Linked DNA regions of Homo sapiens: all the other regions are linked to region 1. Evidence: chromatin contacts called from ENCODE Hi-C or POLR2A ChIA-PET data. All regions are on one chromosome and are shown on one strand. The core of a region is the stretch at or near the end of the contact, and the rest is flanking DNA. Distances in the headings are between cores, read along the strand shown.

Region 1 (2,967 bases), core at 172-2,671:
AACCTAACTGTCAGAGGCGTTTGAACCAGAGCGATTCCATTTTGAGTGAGGGCTAGGAAAATGAGGCTGAGACTTGCTGGGCTGAATTCTCAGAATTTGGGCATTCCTCGCCTCTAGATGTTTACGATTAAGGGAATAAATTAATAATGTTTACTAAAACAGACCCAGATATCGGGATATCTGGAGAACAAAGGCATTCCTAATTTTGCTTTAAAGATAATAATATCAATTCCTGCAAAATAATTAAGAAAATTAATCTTTGATCACAAACCCTTGTAGCAGAGCACATCTCCCCATATATACAAGCATTGTACCTAGGGTGGATGCGTCCCTTCTCTTGCTTTCAGGAATGTCCTACTCTGTCTATGGAGTAGCTGTCCTTTCACCACTTTACGTGTTTTAATAAACTTGCTTTTCTCAGCACTGAGAACTCGCCCTGAATTCTTTCTTGCGCGCGATCCAAGAACCCTCTCTTGGGGTCTGGATCCGGACCCCTGTCGTAACGTAACTGAAAACCCCAGTGCAAAGGCATAGCACCCTACTTAAGAATTTGCAAACATTCATTATTAGTTATTTCAAATCATTGATTAACTTTCTCTAAGCCAATCAGATTCCTACCTGATGTCGAAAAGAAAAGCAAAAGGTAGACTGTTTCAACACTTTCAGACGCTTGGGTAAAAGATGCACTTTCATGCTATAAATAATGCAGCACAAATACTGTACAACAGGGCTTTATACTTGGGGAAAAGCTGCCAGATCCAAACTCTAAAGGAAAACTATTGGAGCTCATTTTTCCTGCCCACGTTAGCTAGCACATTTTGTTGACATTGAAAAAAAAAAAAGATTTTGGTGAAACTGAAAAAAAAAAAGCACCAACAACCCTACCTTGAAATAAACTATTGTACCTCTTATGCCTCCTCCCTTCTACCCCAGAAACCTGGAAGAAAAAAAGATATACCCGAGCTCGTCCAACCCCTCTTTGCGTGGACTGTATAGGAGTATTTAGCCCATCCTGCCTCCTTTAATCTAACATTCTGCGTCTTCTTTCCTTCAGCTTCTCGGCGCCCCCTTTGGCCAGCACTGACATCTTAGTCATCGCGGTCCAAAATTTACGCACGCGCCTTTGAGGGCTCACAGAGCCCGTCTCTCCCGGACGAATCTCATCCAATCAGAGCCAGCCAGGAAGCCGAGGCTCAGCAAGGCCTCGCGACGCCCAACTTCCCAGGGTTAGCGTCTCTGATGTCATGTGATTCCACCCTCCGCCTCTCACCCACCCTCGCAGAGGGCGGTGCGCTTGGCCCGGCCCCTCGAGGCACCGCCTTTCAATTAGCACTCGCTGATTGGTCGCTGCTCGCGCGGTCTCCTGGGTGACGGGAACGCGGTAGCCTGCTTGGTGGAGACCGGGTGCGCCTGCGTACTTCATAGTTCGCGTAGCGGCTCGAGCGTGGAGATGAAGGTAAATAACTTACAAATTCCCGGGGTGGGGCGGGAAAACGCGACTACTGGCCCTTGGTCGCTTTTAAAAGAGGATATCTGTCCCTCTCCCTTCTGAGTTCGTTGGAAATGAGGAAGAGAGAGAGAGAGAGAGGTGGCCAGAGAGAGCGGGGGCGAAGCTGAAGGGACGAGAGAAAGGAAAGAAAATAGGAGGAGAGGAGAGGGCGGAGAGAGAGGCCTCTCGTTTTGGGGACTGCAGACGCCGTAGAAGCGGTGCAGAAAGTGGGAACCCCTCCCTGGCCGAAATGAGCGGACTGGATCTAAAGATACCCCAGCTTCGCACGCGGAAAGAACTGGTCGAGTTAACGCGTTTGGAGGGTCGCTGTGAAGTTGACTGGGTCCGATGTCACGAGCTACCTCATTTCTTGGGGCTAAGCCTCTGGCAAGCCGCGCAGCTGCCCAGCGCCTTAAAAAGAATGAAAAGCCTCCTAAAGAATAACTTCAAAATGTATTACCTGTGACCAGTCCAATCACCTGCTAGCGAGTGTACATTATTGACGGGAAATCTGCACCCGAAAACTCAGGTCTCACGCTCATGTGCCTCATCCTCTGCACGCACGGTTTCTAGGCTTGGGCTTCTTGTTCACCCCACTTTCTGATTTATCAGAGCAGTCCCCCCTTGCTCTGCTCTGGCAAAGAAATGGAAGGCTTTTTTTTTTTTTTTTTTTTACTGAGTCTCGCTCTGTTACCCAGGCTGGAGTGCAGTGGCGCAATCTCTGCTCCCTGCAACCTCCACCTCCTGGGTTCAAGCGATTCTCCTGCCTCAGCCCCCCGAGTAGCTGGGACTACAGGCGCGTGCCACCACACCCAGCTAATTTTTTGTATTTTTAGTAGAGATGGGGTTTCACCGTGTTAGCCAGGATGCTGTCACTCTCCTGACCTCATGATCCCCCGACCTCGGGCTCCCAAAGTGCTGAGATTACAGGCGTGAGCCACCGCGCCCGGCTGGAAGGCTCAATTTTAAAATTATTTTAGATGTCCTCATGCTTCTTCGTGGCTATTAGTGTGGAAATTGGAATTGACGGACCAGTAATCATAACTCCCATTTTTATTTCTAAAGCTCTTTACAATTTATGAAATATTAGAAGTGAAGAGTTATTATTCATGATTTACAGTTGAGAATTTTTTGCTGGAGGCAATTTAAACGACTTACTTAAAGCCCTACAGCTAATAAGCTACAAACAAAATTTAAGTCTTGGTTTTTTGGTTGTGAAACTAGCAGTTTTTCCTCTGCACGGTATGTGGAGCATCTATAGAGCTCCACTGAAAAAAAATAATATGAAATCACAGCTAGAGGCAAGTCAGCCATTGAAGGTAATGAAATTCAAGTTTAAGGACTTCTCACTTGCATGAAGGAGTTCCAGGGTGAAATGGTCACAAAATTGCAAAAGTAAGATGCTTTTAAATATTCTTTCTTCATGAGTTTCTTTATGCTCTATAAAACTTTTATGTCCCATGATCATAGCCCACCTC
Region 2 (2,967 bases), core at 310-2,809, 1.4 Mb before region 1:
TGCAGCCTCGACCTCCCAGGCTCAAGCGATCCTCCCTCCTCAGGACTCCCTCCAGCTCCCCCACCACGAAATAGCTGGGACTACAGATGAATGATGCAGTATTTTGGGGTGACGGGGTATGGGGGTGGGTGTTTGAACTCTGTCACTCAGTGTTTGTGAGATTCATTCATGATGTTGTGTATAACAGTAGTTCACCTGCATTGCTCTATCAATGTGCCATGATTTATTTATATGAATTGGTATGGATATACTACCAAGTATTTATCCATTGTATTGTCGATGGTCATCTGGGTTGTTTCCAGTTTGAGGCTTTTACAAATAATGCTGCTAGAAATATTCTTGCCCGTGCTTTTTTATGCTTATGGGTATGCATCTTCTTTATGGCTTGGTGATACCAGCGTCAGGAAGATGTGCTCCTATGTTAGTTTCCCTAAGTTTCACGCTACTATGGAAAGAGACCACCATTTCTGCTGTCCTTCCCAGCTTCTCCCCCACCTCCCCTTTTCCCTAGTTTATAAGACAGGAGAAAAGAGAGAAAGCAAAAAGTTGGAAAAAAACAGAAGTAAGATAAATAGCTAGACGACCTTGGCGCCACCACCTGGCCCTGGTGGTTAAAATAATAATAATAATATTAACCCCTGACCAAAACTACTGGCGTTATCCGTAAATTCCAGACATCGTATGAGAAAGCACTGTAAAACTTCTTGTTCTGTTAGCTGATGTATGTAGCCCCCAGTCACGTTCCTCACGCTTACTTGATCTATCATGACCCTTTCACGTAGACAGACCCCTTAGCGTTGTAAGCCCTTAAAATGGCTAGGAATTTCTTTTTCAGGGAGCTCGGCTCTTAAGACGCGAGTCTGCCGACGCTCCCGGCCGAATAAAAACCTCTTCCTTCTTTAATCCGGTGTCTGAGGAGTTTTGTCTGCGGCTCCTCCTGCTACACTACCTTTCGCACTTAGAGATACAATTGATCTGGAGTTCAGAGCTGTGTGTGATGGGAGGTAGGGGGCCAAGTTCCCTTTTTTCTTTTCCCTACGTGGATATCCCTTTGACCGAGCACCATTAACCAAAAATAGTTCCTTCCTGTGCTCTGCAGCCCCGCCTCTGAAATAAATTGTCCATACACGTGTATTTTTGTTTCTGGTCTCTATCTTATGTTCCACTGGTCTTCCTACTTTGCTTTTCTTTTTCAAGATTTTTTTCTGGCTGTTCTTGACCCTCTGAGTTTCTACATAGTCTTCAGGCCCCTATCTGGGTGCACTTCCTGGTATCCCAGCATCTGACATGTGCCTGGCGCGCAGCAGGAACTCACGGCTGGCTGTAGCCTGGATGCATCAGAGACGATGGCAAACCCTTCTCACACGTGCCAGGTTCCAGCAACCCACCCTAGCCCCGCAATTCCTCCTCGCTCACTCCCACCCCCTGCAGCGCACCCGCAAACGGCAAGGAGGCGTGCCCGCCGCGGCGCGCGTCACTTTCCCCCGGACCGACTGGCTCCGCCGCGGCTCTCCCCGCCCCCGCCTCCGCCTCCACGTCTTGGGGCCGGGCCGGAAGGCAGATCTCACCGCCTGCTTCCCTCTGCAGCGGTAGCACAAGCTCAGCGATGGCGGCTCCAGAAGGCAGCGGTCTAGGCGAGGACGCCCGGCTGGACCAGGAGACCGCCCAGTGGCTGCGCTGGGACAAGGTGAGGGGCACCAGCAGGCGGGGAGCGCCTGGAGCGGGGCCGGGTGCTCTGCCCTCTCCAGGCGCGGCGCTGCTTGCTCTGCCTGAGCTGCCTTCCCGCCCAGTGCATCCCGCTTCTCCCCCGGGAAGACCCAGGAGCGTACGGCCGCTGCTAGGCTTCCTTCGACCTGGCCGGCATGCGGCACGTTCAGAGTTAGGCCGGGAAGGCTTGTCCCCGGACGAAACCAGCCATCCGGCCGGCCGGACTGCAAGTTCGGAGTAGAGGAGCGAGCCAGGGTGGTGTAAGCGCGGCCAGACCCTGGACGCTGTCTAGTTGAGGGGCGCACGCCTTACTGTCACTCAGACCGCTGGCTCGTCGTCGGTAGTCGGCTGTGCATCCCCATGGACCCAGAATCGCTCCGTCCCGCGTATTCCTTTGGCCGCTGAGACCTTTGCAGAGCAGCGTTCTGGTCCGGTCCTCCCATCCCGAGGGCTTGGTTACAAACGTGGGTTGTCCTCCCGGGTGGGCCCGCCTGGCTTCAGGAGTCCCCCTTAGAACTTTGACTGCCAGGGAGGCACACCTGGGACACAGCACGGTTTTCTCTCTCTTCATTCCGTTTCTTAGAATCAGGAACCCAGCTCTGGACATCACTCCCTCTCCTCTCTATAAACTTGCGTCTCGCCCTTTCGACCTGTTCTGCTTGCTGTTAGGTTTTCTCGGAATGTCCCTCGCTGCTCTCCTGCTGAACTTGTTTCTCCCGTTGTGACTCATATTTTGTGCCTGAACTTAAATGTGGCTTACGTAGAGAGTCAGTCCTTCCTTGGCTCCGAAGCGTTAAATTATTTATCCCTAATATTCACTCTAAACAGTCTGTTATTTTCCTTTATAGCTCTTACTACAAATGGTAAAAACAAAAAACTCCAAAAACACTTGTTTGTAGGTTTGTTTAATGTCTGTCTCCAGGGCCGACTTCAGGGGCGAGAGACCCCTGCAGTCTCACAGGACTCGCGCTCCTTGAAGGGCCCACTGTTGTTTTAATGTCCTGCTGTCCTGTCTTGAAAGTCTTACTGGTAAAACAAGAGGTCACCCACTTTCATTGTGCACTGGACCTCCATAAATTATGTGGCCAGGCCTCTCTATTCTCACTACCTTGGTTTGTAGTGCCTGGCATAGGCATAGTGCATGACACATAGTAGGTCACTGAAATACTTGAATGAACAAAGAAGATTACAAGGTCAGTAGGGGTCAGGTCTTTGTCTTTATTTACCATTCTCTGGCCCCTACAAATAAAATGTCAGCAA
Region 3 (2,967 bases), core at 136-2,635, 1.2 Mb before region 1:
AGATGGGGTTTCACCACGTTGGCCAGGCTGGCCTTGAACTCTTGACCTCGGGTGATCCACTGCCTCAGCCTCCCAAAAAGTGCTGGGATTACAGGCATGAGTCACCACACCCAGCCAAAACTATCCCTTTTAAGTGTGGGATCCATTATTACAAAGGCCCAGTGACTTAACTTACCTAAAGTCATTCAATCATCATCACACAGCGGGATTTACCAAAATTAAGATGTAATTTACATTCTGTAACATTTTGGTATTTAGTAAATCCACAAATTTTGGTATTTAGTATATTAATGTAACCATCATCACCATCTAATTCCAAAACATTGTCATCACTGCAAAAAGAAACCCTGCACCCATTAGCAGTCTCTCCCTATTTTCTCCTCTCTCCAGCCCCCGGTAACTACTAGTCTATTTTCTGTCTCTATGGATTTGCCTGTTCTGGATATTTCATATAAATAGAATCATACAGTATGCAGTCTTTTGTAACTGGCTTATTTCAATTGGCATAGTGCTTTCAAGGTCCATCAGTGCTGTGGCATGTATCAGTACTTCATTACTTTTTATAGCCAAATAATATTCCATTGTGTGGATATACCATATCTTGTTGATCCATTCATCAGTTGAAGGGCAGCTGGGTTGTTTCCACTCTTGGGAGTTGTGCTGCTGTGCACATTCATGGACACATTTTTACATGGGCATATATGTTTTCAATTTATGCAGAGGGATTTTTAGTATTAGATTTTCAGGATTTGGTATTATCCTTGGCAAATATGGGTTTCTTTGGAAACAAATTTTTCTGTTTGTAAGAGATGATTGCATATCATCAAACTTACACTAACATTCCCTCTCCACTATGAAGCTCTGATTTCTGTCCTATCTCCTCCTATGCAAGGCCTGATTTCCAGAGAACGTTAATCTTCTAAGCCTTTCTCCATGCGGATCCTTCTTCCTGGAAAGCCCATTCCCTCTCCACCTTCTGTAAATGGCCTGAAACCAGCCAGGAAGCTGGGTTTTCCTTTGCAGCCTGAAGTTATTTTCCTTCCTCTGGGAACTCATCGAAGCTTCACCTGGACTTTGAGGGAAAATAACTTCAGGCTTTTGTCACTCTTTTCCCTGCCTGAGCTTCCCTGCTACCCTCTATGCCCCTTGAGGGCAGGATTCTGGTCTGACTCCATTTTGCTATTTCCTGCAAGGACTTCTGTGGCTTTCCAAAATAGGTGCTAATGAATATTCATATTTGTGAACTGAATTCCTGATCCATTGCCAAGTGGTTCTGATTCACTTGAAACCCAGTTGAACTTCCTTGTAGAGTTTGTATTACAATGGCTCTATTTTTAACCAGGTCTTAGGGTGGGGAGGAGCAAGCTGGCAGAGTGAGGTCATTCTTTTGCATGTGTCCCTGCCTCACTGGCCCCCCCCACTAGAGGGCAGCCTGCCTGGCATCACCTCCTAAACTTACAGGAGGTTTTGCCGCCCTTGCTTCTTGTTCCTCCTCAAAAGAAGAAATTGGCAGAAGAGCTGGGGCAGGAGTGTCAGGGTTTGTTTTGGTGGGGATATGGTCAGGCTTAGTAGGGAAGCAACTCTTCCAGTTCCCAGACCGGCCCCCCTGCCTTTCAAGTCCTCCGTTAATGTCTCAGGAGTGCTGAGATGGTGAGACATTAAAGCATCCTTTTAAAGTTACTTAGACAACAATTTGAGATTTCTGTAGGGATACTGTATTAGTCTATTCTTATGCTGTTAATAAAGACATACCTAAGACTGGGTAATTATAAAGGAAAGCGGTTTATTGACTCACAATTCCACGTGGCTGGGGAGGCCTCAAAATCATGGTAGAAGGCAAGAAGGAGCAAGTCACATCTTACACGGCAACAGACAGGAGAAGAATTGAGAGCCGAACAAAAAGGGTTTTGCCTTATAAAACCATCAGATCTCATGAGACTCATTCACTACCATGAGAACAGGATGAGGGAAATCACCCCCATGATTCAGTTATCTCCCACTGTGTCCCTCCCACAACTCATGGGAATTATGGGAGCTACAATTCAAGATGAGATTTGGGTGGGGACACAGCCAAACCATATCAGATACTATCGTGTTTAGATCTCTGCAGTCCTATTTGGATAGCCTATTGCTTTCCACAGAGCAACTATATATATATATTTTAAAGTAAAGGATCTAAAACTGTAAGAGTGGTTCTTGATCCTGGCTGATAATCAGAATCACTTGCTAGAATATATTTCTAAGCTTTAAGTAAACCCAGAGTCAACATTATGGGTCAACACCAATAATGACCTCTGTGGCTGAATTCAGTGGGCTGACACATTTGACTTGGCTAGGTGGAGTGTTTTAATAATTGAGAATGCATTCTCTAAGATGCTGTAGTTACTTCATTCTTTATCCTCTCACACCTTGCCCTCTTCACACATTTATATGACCTGCTTGCTCTTTGAGGTCTCTGAGAATTTGACCTTTGCTCCAAAACAGCCCAATCATCTGAGACCCTCTACTCTCTCTCTCACTTGGCCACCTTCCCATTACAGGTGACTCTGATAGACAATCAGGGCTGGAAACTATCAGTGTCTTTGAGCAATGACTATTCTGTCTGCAGAGGTTCTCAATTCTGACTGCATGAGAGAAACACCTTGGAGATGTTAAAAATTACTGATGCCTGGCTGGGTGCGGTGGTTCATGCCTGTCATCTCGCACTTTGGGAGGCTGAGGCGGGTGGATCACCTGAGGTAGGGAGTTTGAGAGTAGCCTGACCAACATGGAGAAGCCCTGTCTCTACTAAAAATACAAAATTAGCCAGGTGTGACAGTGCATGCCTATAATCTCAACTACTCAGGAGGCTGAGGCATGAGAATCACTTGAACCCAGGAGGCGGAGGTTGTGGTTAGCTGAGATCGTGCCATTGCACTCCAGCCTGGGCAACAAAAGGGAAACGCCGTTTCAAAAAAAAAAAAAAAA
Region 4 (2,967 bases), core at 224-2,723, 1.1 Mb before region 1:
CAATTCTTTTCTTTCCCCAAGTAATTAGCCCAAGGGCTGAAGCCCTCGTTCAGTGACCAGGGTTCTCCTTTGACCACCAGCCTCATATTGCCATGGTTTGGGGTAAATTCAGGGGCATAACTGCAGAATGAAGGGCCTAGGAGTCTTGGCAGTCAGGAGATCATCAGGCAATTAAGCAGAGATGATTGTGACCCAGGGTGGTTCCTAGGGATTAATGGAGGCCTGGAAGAGTTTATGGCTTTGGGTACTGCTGAGAGCCATTAACTTAACACAGAACATCAATCCGTAGGAAAAGCCAGAGGTTTTGTTCCCAGGCTTTCCAGGTTAGGAGATCACTTAAATCTTTGTGAAAGAAAAAAAGTAATAGTGTACATGACATTTATTCAGCACCATATTTATAATTATACATGAGTGCCAAACAATCTCAGTTTTAACATTTGTGGTTTTTACTGTTCAGACTATTCAGAAGTTCCATGACGTGGCATCCATTGATGATGGTTTTGCTGAGGTTGAAATGTGAGGGTTTTGTGGCAGGTGTGTGGAAGCAGATCCCTTAGCTAAGAGAGCGCCTGCTCAACCTGCCAGGCGTGTGCTGGGAACTTCCAGGAGTTGCCTCGTTTAATTCTCACAGCCATCCTGGGAGGTAGGCGCTGTCTGCCCCAGGTGGGAGGCCAGGAACTGTGGCTGAGAGAGGTTAAGTACCGAGCTCAAGTCATTCATAGAGTCGCCAGTGGAGCCGCAATTTTAAGGCTGACTCAAAGCCTCTGAGCCAGTTACCTCGGCTGTCAAATGGAGATAATAATCCCTGCTGACCTCACGGTCGCTCTGAAGGACAAAAGAGAATCAGTTCAATCCAGTAAACAATTCTCTCTCTCCCTCTTACTCCCCTCGCACACATGCACACACACCCCACAGATATAATGGATTTTAGTTTTTAGGCATCAAATGACTTTTGTGCCTTATTAATATTATCCACTGAATCAAAAACAGCAAGCTGAAAAATTCATCTCAAGGAAGAGAAAATAAGATTGTTGGGAATGGTGAGAAAGGAAACATGGTTTTTGAAAATTGATTCCAGGGAAGATAGGCTAGTTTGAATGCCAGTAGGGAGCCATCAGAAGAAGTAGTTTTACACTGATTTTTAACAATATTGGAGTTGCTTAAGGCAATGCAATAGAGAGGCAGTTTCTGCCCTTTTAAAGCCTGACTTCACTTTCTGAATGTGTGTTCTGATCTAGCAGGGTTTTTTTTTTTTTTCTTTTAAGATGGTCCCAGCTTGACTGCATTCTCAGATCCATCAGATAAACGTTAGGGCTTCACTGCTGTGCTGAGAGGCCCCAGCCCCTGGGGTTCTCTCATAGAAACAACTGGAAAGAAAGGAAATGCCTTGGGCAGCAGCAGCAGCAGCTGTCTTCTGATTCTGCTTTCCGCCCTGCCTTCCTTACCAAGAGAAAGTACAGACACGGACGGCTTGAGTCACTTAGGCACTTAGGAGTTGTTTTTCACACGTGTGGTGTTTTCGTCACCATTACTATTGTGGGAAAGAAGACAACTCAGGCATCGTTTCGTATTCACTCATCTGTGTGGGTGACATGTGGGTTTTGGCTCATTTCTGCATATTTGTGTGCAAAGGAGAGTTTTTTAGTAAACAGTCCCATTACTTAGCTGTTCTTGTAACTCTGAAAACCCAACTGAACTATAATTAAACTTTGACTTGGTGACTCTGCAAACAGGCTATGATTCTTTTGTTTCTTTTCTCCTTTTAACCCATAGTTGATGTATCTAACCTAACAGAATTTTCAGAGAAAAGAAGTGAAATAAGAACTAAAAATAAATTTTTATGTCTTTAAAAATGAGAGGTTTTTTTTTTTTTTTTGGCTTTTGGAAGGTGAGTATCAAAAACCTGTACTTAATGTTACCTTGGAATTATTTCTAGATGTTTCTTATATCCTTTTGTCCCAAGTAAAATTATTACCTTCTCAGTGCGTAGTTTTTCTTATTTATTACTTCTAGTACCAAGTGTAGAGCTAAGCGTAGAGGAGACGCTTCACAGGTGCGCATTGTCGTGATTGCAGACGCCTGCCTGTACTTGTGGGGTTTTTCTCAGTTTTAGTACGTGATGACTTTTCTTTCTATAACAGGTATTTGAAATGGACATCGCTAAACAGTTACAAGCTTATGAAGTTGAGTACCACGTCCTTCAAGAAGAACTTATCGATTCCTCTCCTCTCAGTGACAACCAAAGAATGGATAAATTAGAGAAAACCAACAGCAGCTTACGCAAACAGAACCTTGACCTCCTTGAACAGTTGCAGGTAGAGCATATTTATAAAGCAGCTTCCTGAATCACAAATATATGGTAGTTCATTAACTCACCAAAGGCAACAGCAGGCTGGGCTTTCCCATGACCAGAGGACCTTTCCCACCCTGATCTGTTTATAGTTGGGATCAAAGGTATCCCGGGAGAATGGGTCCTTTTTATTATGGAGCAGACAGATTGTCCTTTGCTAAGGTCAGGCAGTCCCAGAGCTTTCTGAGAGGCTGTTTCTGCACTTAACTCTTTTAGGGGACAGGCCCAGAGATGAACTTGGATTCAGGATGCCGTGGCCTGTTAGCTGAATGCCAGCCGTTGTCATTACTCAAAGAGAATCTAAGAGCTTTTAACTTCTATGAGCAAAACCAGCTAGGTCCACAGAGGGATGGTAAAGGAGGAAAGTAACACAGAAATAAATATAACAAACCAGAAGAGATGATAATTCTTTGTGAGTCCTTGGTGCATATACAAAGATTTGATTAATGAAGGTCTCAGTTCTCCCCTCTAGAAACTTCCATTTCAACACGGATATACTCAGGTGAGGACATACAGAAGAAAGACCAGTTGAGACTGTGCACGCAGGAGGGTGTGCAGAGCAAGCACTGAGGTGCAGCACGGAGACCAGAGCTGGCCAGGTCCAGCATCACCCCCAC
Region 5 (2,967 bases), core at 333-2,832, 1.0 Mb before region 1:
TGGGTCCCCAAGTGACTGTGTGGAGCAGGGCCCTGCTCCTTACTCCTCCTGTCCAGCTGACCTGATTAGGCAGGTGACCTGAGTGAGAAATAAACTTCAGCTATCTTCAGCTACGAAGGCTTCAGGGTCATATTATTACCAAAGCATAACCTAGGCTTTCCTGACTCATGCTTTTGTACAAGCTCTTCCCTTTGCCTAACATGACCCCCTTCAGCTGCCTGGGAAAGTCTTACTGATCATTCCAGCCCCATTGATCTTCTCTTCTGTGAAACCTGATCTGAGTCATTGCAAAAGAAAGCTAACTACTTCCTCCTGTGCTCCCATGGCAACTTGTAAACAATGCTGACATCATCCTCATCGCTGGTTATCATAACAATTTAATATCCATCAATTCATATGGTACTAGATCATGGGTGCATTGAGGGCAGGGACTGTGTGTCCATCCAGCTATCAAATTTGTATCTCCAGCACCCCACAGAAGGATTTGCATACAGACGATACCCAATCCAATGAATGATGAATGAATAAAAAACTGACTAAATGTAATCTGTACAGAATAGGCTTTTGGCTGAGCATGATGGGGGAGGTCTGGGTCATACAGTGAAAACACTGTATGGGACTCTATAGTTTGCAGACATTAGAAGACAATAATTGCCATTTTGAGCTTATGTTGAATTCATATTGGCCTGTATAATGTGTATTACTATAGAAAATAAAACTTTCATACATACAATCAGGAAGGTGATTCTTCAAAGAGTGTCTAAAAATTAATTATGACTCATGAGTGAGTGCACGAGAGTGGAATCAATGTGGGTCCTGTTAGTGGAGAGTGTTTATTTAGGAAACAACACTGCACATGTGTAACAGCCAGAATGACGATTAAGATCACGTGTAACTGGCACATTACAAAAAGGTGGAAAGGACACTGTGAACAAAATGCAACTCTATCTATCATCTGTCTACCTATCTATCATCTCTCGATTTATCTACCTACCTATCATCTATCAATCTATTATCTATCATCTATTAGCTATTATCTATCTATCTTCTGTCTATCATCTATCTATCATCTACCTATTATCTATCATCTATCTACTATCTATCATCTATCTACCTATCATCTGTCTATTATCTATCTATCTATCAATCTATCTATTATCTATCTATCATCTATCTATCTATCTATCTATCTATCAATCATCTATCTATCTTCTATCATCACCTATAAATCCCATGACAGCAGTAGGGGCAGATCTAAGTTTTGTGGGGCCTCTCATTGCCTCTTTAAATTAATTCTATTGGGTAGGGGCAGCATTCCTCTACCCCTGCTGATGACTTGGGTAGACCAGAGATCTCAAGGTCACATTCAGACAATAAAATATCCTTTGAATTGCACAAAATGGCCTCCATTCAGATTTTAGCATTCCAAGTTGCAGATAATAGTTAAAACTTCAGAAACAATTTAGCTTTAAATCTTCTTTCCTTCCCTGGCTGGGACCTGTCTCACCCAGGAAGTCTGCCCTGGGAAGGGGTCATGGCCCTCTTCCTTTCCCCTCCCTCTGCTCACCTCCTTCCCTTTGTTTGCTGCTATTTCCCTCCATTCCTGGAATGAAGCCCAGAAAGGGGAGAGGTATGAGGATGAAACAGCTCTCATGTGGCTGGGCAGCCTAAGGCTTTTGGGCCGGACAGCTGGCCTCCCTGGAGCAGCCTGGCTGATGATTAAAGCTGACCCTGCCATGAGCTCCACAAAGGCCTCCAGCTGGGCTGCTCTCGCCTGTGGTTCCATTGACCCAGGCTGAAGCACCTCTGTCCCTTCAGGTGGTCTCATGTGATTCTTTCCCCAGCTCCTGGGATTCTGGAGGTGCCACGTCCAGTCCCTCTGCTGAGGTCTTCAGTCCATGCCTTTAAGCCCCAAGACCACCCCACACTACCCCACACCTGCTTCTTTTCCCACGGGGCCCTCATCTGGTCTTGGGACATGCTGCTTGCTCTGCCACAATAGTATCCATCGGTTAAAATATTTTGGCGCTGTCCTATGTCCTTTGCATTTATTACCTAATTAATAATGCTCACAACCAAGTAGGTACATTTGGCAGGCTGTATCCATGGGTATTTCCTGTAAAATTTCTGTCCCTGGTTTTGCCATCATGAAACACTGTGTGCACATTTCATTTGTCATTGATTTTGGCTGCAGAAACAGGAATCAGGAGATTGAGGCTTTATCTTGGCTTGACCATGAACTCACTGTAAAGCTTACGGCAAGTCAGCCATATCTCTGGGCCTCAGTTTCCACAGCAATAAAATAGGGAAGTGGAATGGATTCATCCTTACAAGGTTCCTTTTCTTTTCTTTTTTTTTTTCTTTTGAGACAGAGTCTCGCACTATCGCCTGAACTGGAGTGCAGTGGTGCAATCTTGGCTCACTGCAACCTGTGCCTCTCAGGTTCAAGCGAGTCTCCTGCCTCAGCCTTCCAAGTAGTTGGACTACAGGTGCACCACCACACCCAGCTAATATTTGTATTTTTAGTAGAGATAGGATTTCAGCATGTTGGCCAGGCTGGTCTCAAACTCCTGACCTTGTGATTCACCTGTCTCGGCCTCCCAAGGTGCTGTGATTACAGGTGTGAGCCATGGTGCCCAGCCCCAAGGTTCCTTTTCACAGTAAAAGTCCATGATTTAAGAAATAATTCTAGGATAAAGAAATGCGTGTAGGCTTGGGGATAGGAGGGGAAAGGCTAGTTAGGATGTGGGGTTCAAGGATTTAAGTAATCCTTAAAGGTCCTAAGCATCCTTCAATATTGAACAAACTTAAATATGGATCTAAAATGCCTTGGAATCTAGGGCTTTGTCAATTGCTTCTTTCACAACTCTAATGAGAAATCTCATTAAAAAGAGAGGTTTCAGTCCATGGTTTTGAGAAACTTAAAAACATTTGTCTGCCTGACTCATTAACTCCACTACCAGAAAT

The links. A loop is a pair of places that touch in the nucleus more often than their neighbours do. ChIA-PET counts read pairs that join two places held with the same protein, here RNA polymerase II (POLR2A). Pooled maps may share reads with other maps.
Region 2: a loop to region 1 is called in a map of CD8-positive, alpha-beta T cell, with 24 times the contacts of the local background. The contact joins the promoter of PGM2 here to the promoter of WDR19 in region 1. A Hi-C loop is called at or near these places in 4 of 168 maps with a recorded cell type or tissue (B cell, CD8-positive, alpha-beta T cell and naive thymus-derived CD4-positive, alpha-beta T cell) and 11 of 50 pooled maps.
Region 3: a map of CD8-positive, alpha-beta T cell shows a loop between it and region 1 (3-fold over the local background). The contact joins the enhancer-like site here to the promoter of WDR19 in region 1. A Hi-C loop is called at or near these places in 3 of 168 maps with a recorded cell type or tissue (CD8-positive, alpha-beta T cell and naive thymus-derived CD4-positive, alpha-beta T cell) and 9 of 50 pooled maps. POLR2A ChIA-PET finds 5 or more read pairs at or near these places in 2 of 52 experiments (activated T-cell and endothelial cell of umbilical vein).
Region 4: a map of naive thymus-derived CD4-positive, alpha-beta T cell shows a loop between it and region 1 (7-fold over the local background). The contact joins the enhancer-like site here to the promoter of WDR19 in region 1. A Hi-C loop is called at or near these places in 1 of 168 maps with a recorded cell type or tissue (naive thymus-derived CD4-positive, alpha-beta T cell) and 10 of 50 pooled maps. POLR2A ChIA-PET finds 5 or more read pairs at or near these places in 1 of 52 experiments (naive thymus-derived CD8-positive, alpha-beta T cell).
Region 5: a loop to region 1 is called in a map of naive thymus-derived CD4-positive, alpha-beta T cell, with 2.6 times the contacts of the local background. The contact joins the enhancer-like site here to the promoter of WDR19 in region 1. A Hi-C loop is called at or near these places in 1 of 168 maps with a recorded cell type or tissue (naive thymus-derived CD4-positive, alpha-beta T cell) and 6 of 50 pooled maps. POLR2A ChIA-PET finds 5 or more read pairs at or near these places in 2 of 52 experiments (T-cell and activated T-cell).

Annotation. Positions count from the first base shown.
Region 1 is chr4:39,181,108-39,184,074 of GRCh38, forward strand. WDR19 (WD repeat domain 19) reads left to right here and starts at 1,422. Exons shown (of 37, transcript NM_025132.4): 1 at 1,422-1,456. The coding sequence starts at 1,451. RefSeq lists enhancers at 1,091-1,270, 1,122-1,416, 1,541-1,690, 2,391-2,460.
Region 2 is chr4:37,825,127-37,828,093 of GRCh38, forward strand. It overlaps PGM2 (phosphoglucomutase 2), which reads left to right and starts at 1,560. Exons shown (of 14, transcript NM_018290.4): 1 at 1,560-1,687. The coding sequence starts at 1,607. RefSeq lists enhancers at 29-198, 1,231-1,732, 1,733-2,232 and a silencer at 1,443-1,742.
Region 3 is chr4:37,969,531-37,972,497 of GRCh38, forward strand. The region is part of intron 2 of TBC1D1 (TBC1 domain family member 1); the gene reads left to right. Among named protein-coding and RNA genes, the nearest start is that of PTTG2, 11 kb to the left of the region's middle. Within about 2 kb of position 1,386, at least 8 of the 41 ENCODE cell types and tissues checked have a DNase peak (open chromatin) inside an H3K27ac peak, as active enhancers do.
Region 4 is chr4:38,130,943-38,133,909 of GRCh38, forward strand. It overlaps TBC1D1 (TBC1 domain family member 1), which reads left to right. Exons shown (of 22, transcript NM_001396959.1): 21 at 2,142-2,315. Among named protein-coding and RNA genes, the nearest start is that of PTTG2, 170 kb to the left of the region's middle. RefSeq lists a silencer at 1,996-2,135. Within about 2 kb of position 1,474, at least 28 of the 41 ENCODE cell types and tissues checked have a DNase peak (open chromatin) inside an H3K27ac peak, as active enhancers do.
Region 5 is chr4:38,160,814-38,163,780 of GRCh38, forward strand. It overlaps LOC124900693 (a long non-coding RNA gene), which reads left to right. Exons shown (of 2, transcript XR_007058099.1): 2 at 1-733. Among named protein-coding and RNA genes, the nearest start is that of PTTG2, 200 kb to the left of the region's middle. RefSeq lists an enhancer at 34-535. Within about 2 kb of position 1,583, at least 16 of the 41 ENCODE cell types and tissues checked have a DNase peak (open chromatin) inside an H3K27ac peak, as active enhancers do.